Regions from separate parts of the Mus musculus genome. Here region 1 is linked to region 2. The links are chromatin loops, found by intact Hi-C in ENCODE. Cell type or tissue: heart. All regions are shown on one strand. Region 1 holds the start of Slc2a12 (solute carrier family 2 (facilitated glucose transporter), member 12). Region 2 holds the start of Tbpl1 (TATA box binding protein-like 1).

Region 1 (4,000 bases), 86 kb before region 2:
GTGTTTCCTGGCATCTCTTAAGGTTGAGGAGAACTAAAGAGTGTTGGACAGGGCTGGAATGTTAGAACTCCGGAGAATTACCGTCCACCCCTGACCAGCTCTGAAGAGTTCGAGAGCACTGGGTGTATTTGTTTGTTTGGTGCAGCTCTGGCACTCTGAATCCAGGACCTTGTGTGTAGTAGGCTCTACCACTGAGCCACAGCCTGCTCTACAAAGCTTAGGCAAGCTACTTTAGCTCCCATTTTCTCTAACGCGCTTTATTTGGGAAAAGAATCGCTCGAGGTCACACAACCAGCATTGATTTCTGTCTTATAAAGTACTTCATACGTTTAAGTTTTTACCCCAGTGGTTTCTAAGGTGATGTCACAGTTTTCTCAGTGGATATGATTTGCTAAGGACAGAACGGATGGTAAAATATGTCAGTCTGTCTGATTGTTTATGTAAGTACACATTCATAGACCAGTAAAACACCCCTCCCTCTGGTGCCCTGATTTGTTTCATGTTACAACAGCTCCAGTCATCTCTGAATACCGAGTGTCCTCCCGCCAGCCAAGCCAGCGAGCAACCTGACAGAAGATCCTCTGTTTGCCTCGCTTTCAGGTCAACTGTGCATTTTTAAAAGGACTATCTTGCTATAAACTCAGGCTAGAAAGTGTCTAAAGAATCCATGCGACTGGAGTTGGGAGCAGGCCTTGATCCGTACCACGGGCCTAGAGAGAAAGCTATGCTAGGCATTTACCTAGACCCAAATCCCGTTGAAACAAACAACTTTTACGCTTTGTTTAAGCTGGTGAGTGTTGTGGCTTTTAGGGCAATAGGCTTGCCCACAAAAGAAATATTAATACTTTTCCTTCTGGTATGTCTTTACATAAAATGTTCCTCTTCGGCGAGATTAACTGATACCATCTGTGAGTATTTGTTCCCTACTCTTGGCTTGCAGACTTGCATTTAAATCTGCATGCTTCTTTTTCTAAGCTGCTTTTCAAATTGCGGGAACACAAGAGCTAGCCCTAGCCGGTGGCCAAACACTGCCTTTGAGTCCCAAGTCTTTTTAACCTCTTGCTTCCAACTCGCATCTAAAGGCAAAACAATCCTGGAGACACGGCCCTCCCCTTGCCTGTGATAGGCTGCTTGGAATAGCAACAGCCTGTGTCACCGAAAAGGGCAAAGCCTTCGGAAATAGAAACAAAGTTGGTTACAAATCACACTGGCTTTGCCCGAAGGTCGCCCCCCCACTCAAACCCCTCCCACTCTTCTTTAGCATGCTGCCCATGGGGACAGTGACCACTGCTGTCAGCGCGGTAGGTCTGGGTGGTCCGGTGGCGAGCGAGAAGCTGTAAGTACTACCGTGACCATGGTACCTGTTGAAAACACAGAGGGCCCCAATCTGCTGAACCAGAAGGGGAGAGAGGCGGAGACCGAAGGCAGCTGTGGAGCCAGCGGCGGAGGGCATCCTGCCTGCGCGGGAGGTAACGTGAGACGGCCGGGCTGGCTCGGGTGACCGCTAGAGGGGACAGTCGTCCCCACGAGCCCCTTCGGACTGTGCGTGTGCGTGGGAGTGCGTGTGCGCGCGCAGCCCGGGAGCGTGTCGTATGTGTGGAAACGGGAATGCAGGGTTCAGTGCGACGCGGAGTGACCCAGAGCCCTACATGCGGGGACCGAAGTCTCCTTGGGACTTTATGTATTGAAACAGGAGCTACTGCAACGATGGGCTACATCAATTTGCTTTACGTAACGCAATGTACACATTCCTCTCTCTTGGAAAGGTGGATCAGAGCCTCAGTTGTGAGCACACACCTTTTTTGCTTATTGTCGCAAACAAACGGTGTGGAACAAGTGGACATTATGAGTTATTCCGTGCCCCTAAACTGCACCCCTGTTTGTCCCTGCTTTCTTGGAAACTTGCCTTTCAAAATGAGATTCGTTGAATACTTTAACTTACCAAAGAGAACTTTAGTAGTTTTTATGGTGTTATCTGTGCTTCACCGAGATGCTTGTCTCGGTGGATTTACAATCCTCCACCTTTTTGTTTGTCCGCTTGTTTGTTTGTTTCTTGGTGCCTCTTTCTATTCATCTCTTTTTCAAGGGACTATATACTAATTGTGGTATGACAAACCCAATACAAATGACCCTCTTCTTCCTCTGCTTAATACTTTCTCATCAGCGCCACATGCTTCAATCATACATTCCATTCCCAAGTGGAATGTTACAAATAGTCGCCAATGCTCAGCGACACAGAAGTTACTCACAGCCTTCCACCTGGGAATGGGTCTACCCAAGGATGTTTATGATTTGGGAACGGAATCCACTAAGCCTCACGCGGAAGTGAAGTGGTCCCACCCCAGAAATGCCTTGCTCCAGGCTTAGGGCCTTAGCCTGATTTTCCTTCCCTCATCTAATGGAGGATGGACACCTGGGGCCATCTTTGACCTCTCTCTTTCCCCAAAGCCTTTCGGGCTGACTTTAAATTCTGTTAAGAGCAGGCAAGAGTAGTCAGATTGAAGTTGGAAAGGCCTTATCTTCACATGCCTGAGAAAATGAGCTGCAGAAGACAGCAGAGCATTGAGGTGGTGCTGGCAAACAAAGGGTTAATTAAATGGTGCCTCTGTGTCACAGTGTCACCGAGACCAAGAAGAGTAACTGCCCAGCATGGCTTTTGCAACAACCATAAAGAGTTGACTAATTTTTACCACCTACCTGTAATGTCAGTATATAGGAGGAGGAGGCAGAAGGATTTAGGCCAACCAGGTGGACATAGTGAGCCCATCTCCTCACATGCACACACGCACATGCACACCTTTAAGGTAGCTTTGAAAGCACAGTGTACCTTCATATCTTCTATTGTACACACTTACAATTATCTTCTTGGAAGGTAATGTGTAAACATGCTCATCCATCGTGAATATTTATGCAGAAGGTAATGTGAAAGGGCCACTGCTTATCACTGCAGAAAGTGAATACCTCAAATACTTTATCAGATTTAATCCCAAATGAGTCTTCATTATGGAGAAGAAAAAAACCTGAAGTTTTCACTGGCATCTCACATGACTACAGCTCTGGGTTATGTTTATATAGTTTATATTTATATGAATGCGAACATTTTAGATGTCCTTAAATCATGTTAAGTATCTCTTGACACCTCTAAGCAGTCCTGGGCATATATGTACATGTATATAATACAGCCTTGCTATATAGTTTTAAGAAGTCATTTATGTCTCCTTCTCTAATATTGGGATTATATTTTAGTTCATTTAAATCAAGATGTTGATGCTTATTGAAACAATATTTGCCAAGCACTTTATAGCCTCTTTGTATTTCAAACTTATGTAATTTCTTTTAATCAGGAAATTCAGAGTATTTAAAATATGCTTGGTGATTTTCAGCATATTTCTGTATTTAGGGTTTTCCTATATTCCTAGGTAGAAAAAAAATCAAGAGAAAAGGGAAATAAGTTATATATCCCCAGCTGTGGTGATTGAGTAAACCATGTGAGATTCTTAAAAATGCAAACAGCAATAAGATTGGCAAAACTTTCAGCTCATCTCATCTGCACCCCAAACTCTCGCACACGGGGAAAGTGGGTTTGGCAAGTCTTCCTTGGTCAACTCCTTAATTAGGAAGGGCGCAGTGTCCCAGTAAATGGAAGACAGTGAGCATCGTTGTTTTTCCAGGAACCTATGACTCAAAGTGAATATGTTGATAGTAAAATTTTCAGAGTCTGTGGACACATTCTAACTGACCTTCTGAAGGAGGGTTATGTTCAACTCCAAATCCTGATGCTTGGACCTGATGCTCCATCGAGGTGAAGGCAGAGGCTACAAAGCTACCCCATCTTTCACAGGGTGAAGGGGGCTTGGAGTCGGAGGGTGGGGTAGCTGTCAGAGGCTGGCGTGGAACTAACTTTGGAGGTTCCTGGGCTAGGCGCTCTGAGGCCTGCTCCTTCATCCTCAGCTCCCACGCTTTCCTCATTCTGACATCCAAACTCCTGCCCAGAGAGAGT
Region 2 (4,000 bases):
GTCAACCTGGAAGTACTTCAGCTAACAACACTGGACCCCAGAGTCCCAGTTGGAAGCTTAAAATGAAACACAGGACTTTTTAAAATGTACCCTGCCTGGCTCCTCTTCACGAAACAACACAGCACTAGATCATTACAGCTCCTGGCACTCGTTTTGGGAGCACAAACTATACAAGAGGACTGGCAGTAACGGTGACATCCTTTTGCTTAGGAGAAGCAACTGAACCTGTGGTTGACATGTTGTCTATGTGATTATCAATCCTGTTTGCATCATTAATCTTCAACTGTATGAAAAGCCTTGCTCCTACTGACCATAAAAATGTTATCACCGTAGAACGTAACCTTTCCGGACCACAGACATACTTCACTTACTGATGGGAAGTTCAGTTTTGTTTTGTTTTTTGAGACACGTACTATTATACCCCTAAGCAGGCCTTGGACTCACGTTCTCCTGCCTCAGCCTCCCAGAGGCTGGGATCCCAGGCATGTGCCACCACACCCAACCTAATATGGTTTAGCAAAGTATAAAACCAGTGGTCTGTGATGCAAGGCTTTAGAACACAAACTGATGAATATTTCACGGGGCGTATCCAAACCCTAAATAATTCTTTCAATCAGACAGTGCTAAAAGTCACTTCTTGATTTGAACGGACTGCTGTTTTCTCAAACTTGGAAAGAGACTGCAAATTCTAGCCAGAAGATTGAATGCCCTCCTTATTTACATTTCCCTTTTTCAATTACCTAAGGGAATCTGTTATGGCTTCACACACAAGTCGCAATTCTAAGCCATTCTTCTTAACCACAAGTATGCCAAGCTCACACTAGTCACTGCCAGTCTCGCTCTGCAGGTGACAGATGCAGTAAAGCTCACAGATGTGGACTGGCTGCAGCTTGACACTCGGTGCAATGTACACCCTGGCAGAGCCTGCAGATGCACAGCTAGCTCAGCAAAGGGAGTGTTTTCTATTTCAGTCATTTCCCATTTTATATACTTCTAGGACCCGTCCAGACGATTATGAAGCGATTACCGCCCCCCACCTTCCCACCTCTCATCCCTGCTCAACCCTATTCACAATTCATTTCTATCTTCCCGCGTTCCAGATCCTTCTTGCCGAAGCTTAATTCGGCCACTACTATTATTATAGAGTGGGGCTCCCGGCAAGTGCCAGAAGCGAGAGGCGCCGGCGCCGCTATTTAGGGGAGCCTTCGCGCAGCTGCTCCAAGTTTTCCGAGAAGCCACCGACCCCTCGCTTAGTGTCACGGTCCCTCTTTCCCCCGGGAGCGGGCTCCAGAACCCGGTCCATCCCTGCCCGCCTTCCACCGCGAGGCAGGCGCGCCCCACCCCCACCCCGTTATCCCTACTGGGATGCCCGAGCCGCTTGGCCCGTCCTCTCCACTAGCCGGTGGCCCGCGGCGCTCCCGTGCTCGGGTCCCCGCCTCGCACAGCTTCCCCGCAGCCCAACCGGCGCGGAGACGCCCCGCGGCAGCTCCAGGCCCCGCGGGCCCCGCACCCCCATCCCCGGACCGCCGACGGGGTTACCGTGGGAAGACGGGGCGGTCGTAAAGGACACGGCGGCAGCGCTGCTGCTGGTTGCGTCGGACGCGGAGAAGAAGCTGGAGGACAAGGATGAAGATAAAACGGGTCCGCTCCCCAGTCTCCATGGAACTCCCGCCCAGGCCCGTTGCTAGGAGCCCCCCAAGGCTCGAGCTCGGTTTCTCGCTTTGTTGTTCCGGGTACAGGGCGGCCGCCGCTTCCCCCGCGACAATAAATAGACTAGACGCACGGGGGCATAGAGGCGGCACGAGGCGGCTAGAGCGCCGCCGGACCCAGGAGCTCCGGGGATCCCGGCTAGCCACTCACTTCCGGTTCTCGCTGCTCCCCTCTCCGCCCCAACCCCTAGCTCCTTCCGCCTTCCCGAAGCCGCTGGCGAAGTCCTCCTCCTGCCCGCGGGCTGGGCGAGGCGGAAGTGGCCGGAGGGCGCTGGGTACCCGGGCTGCGCTTCCCTGAGCTCGCCCGCCCGGGGTGGATTTGAAGCCCCCGGTTTATTTTCCAGCTCCTCGTTGGCGAGCAGCATGACACAAATGGGCTTTCATTTTCCTGTAAACCAGAACTGTGCCTGGCACCCAACCGCCTGTACCGACGAGCTCAGCTAGCAGCCACTGGGCCCTTAGTCGTGACCCCGGGGTGACGGGGATCCCGGCCTTACTCATCGAGGGCCCCCGGCGGCGTGGCGGGAGCAACAGGGCTAGCAGGACGCTGGCGACGCACACTCGCTGGCTTGAACGGCCGCACCGGGCGGAGTGCGCCCTCGGGATGGCTTGGGCCGTGCTGCCCGAGGAGCGAGGCTCATAACGGCCGGAGCGCAGCCGCCCGCGCGACCCAGCTCTTGCCCTTGTGGGCTCGCTCTGGCCGGTGGTGGAGGCCAGCGGGTTAAAGGTCACGTGAGCCGTTTCCTTAGGTGGCTTGGCCTCTGACTGGAGCCACTTGGCCTTTTGAGAATGACTTAGACTGTCATCACAGGGTTTAGACGTGCACACCTAGTAGGGAAGTTTAAGTATTTGAGGGATAGCCAAGGATGCCTCTTTATCTCTCCTCCCTACTCTTAAAGTGTGAAAACGCGCGCACAACACACACACACACACACACACACACACACAGCGCACTCGAACGTTTTAAAGCCCTGAAGGACAGATTTGCTTCAGTTCTCACTTTTATTTATTTATTTTTTTGAGCAATATTAAATAGGTGTACTTTGTGTGGGATAGGACGAACAAGAAGCTGGGTGAGAAAGTCATGCCTATGGTGACTGATTTTGACAGATTTAGAAGGGATGGCCCTGAGAGGAGAGGAAAAGAGGATGTTGTGGTCTGGCTACACTGGGGCTGGCTACACTGGGGCGTGGAGGTGTTAATAGGAATAGGGCATGGCGAGTATAGCTAGGAGAAAGTGACAAGATAAAGTTGGAGGGGAACGAAGACCCAAACTCATCTGCACCTTGCAGACAGGAGTTTGGATTCTCTCCCAAATGGAGAGCAACGGGGTATGGTTTAAAAAACAACAACAAAAAAAAAAAAAACAAAAAAAAAACAAAAAACAAAAAACCGATAACCAGAAAAAGCTCTATTTTTAGGGGCTACTGCCCTGTTTAGAAGGCAATTTTACAACAATGGCGACTGATTCTAAGGTCTTTGATACTTTCCTTCAGGCAGCCCAGCAGGATACCTGGAAAGTGCCCTCTACTTTGGGCTGCCTTTTGTTATAGCCAAGGAGCCTTCCTTATAGAATTGGATATAGTTGGCTTGCAAGTTCCACTTGCTGTGGTGCTGGTTTTGATTGTTAGCTGATTGGATTATTCTTTCACCCTAGATGATTAGTAAAGTGCACTTTTAAGTGTTCTCTGCGATGATAGCACCTTCAGAGACAACTGGATTGCTCTCAGTAGAGCCATTACAGTATGACAGCATTGTTACATGGAAATGAAAGGTAGGTGAGGCCCGCTGGGAAGAAGTAGGTCATGGGTGTGTCTTTAGCTGACATTGCTTGCCCTGATCCCTGCTTTCCCATTTCTTCCTGGAGGGTGATGGGAACTCTTGCTCCATGAACTACTAGCCATGATGGACTGGTACCTTAAACTAAACATCTTACTAACACTGTAGCACTGACAGCTAAAGAGGCAAGAGTTTTAGTTGACTTCACTGTAAAGTGGCCGTTCTCAACCTTCCTAATGCTGAGACCCTTTAATACAGTTCCTTATGTTGTGGTGACCCCCAACCAAAACATTATTTTCACTGCTATTGCATAACTAGTTTTGCTACTGGTATGAATCTTAATGTAAATATTTTTTCCAAAGAAGTTTGCTAAAGGGGATTAGCCCACAGATTGAGACATGCTACTATTAGTCAAGAACTGATGGACACTGACACCCTATTCATCCCAGACCAGACAGACTAGCGAGCCTCAGTGGTAAGAGTTCTGCAACTGCAAACGTAACATAGAAGCC

Evidence for each region. A loop is a pair of places that touch in the nucleus more often than their neighbours do. Peaks named below come from ENCODE experiments on the same cell type or tissue, not always from the same donor. Only the 100,000 strongest peaks of a DNase experiment are listed, where the experiment ranks them.
Region 1: a loop joins it to region 2, with 1.8 times the contacts of the local background. A loop is called at or near these places in 1 of 42 quality-filtered maps.

What each region holds. Positions count from the first base shown.
Region 1 is chr10:22,643,845-22,647,844 of GRCm38, forward strand. Slc2a12 (solute carrier family 2 (facilitated glucose transporter), member 12) reads left to right here and starts at 1,167. Exons shown (of 5, transcript NM_178934.4): 1 at 1,167-1,469. The coding sequence starts at 1,355. In heart, a CTCF peak has its summit at 1,511; a DNase peak (open chromatin) is centred at 1,397; H3K4me3 peaks cover 1,280 bases; H3K27ac peaks cover 1,374 bases.
Region 2 is chr10:22,729,577-22,733,576 of GRCm38, forward strand. It overlaps Tbpl1 (TATA box binding protein-like 1), which reads right to left and starts at 1,871. Exons shown (of 7, transcript NM_011603.5): 1 at 1,540-1,871. In heart, a CTCF peak has its summit at 1,786; DNase peaks (open chromatin) are centred at 1,785 and 2,865; H3K4me3 peaks cover 2,941 bases; H3K27ac peaks cover 2,097 bases.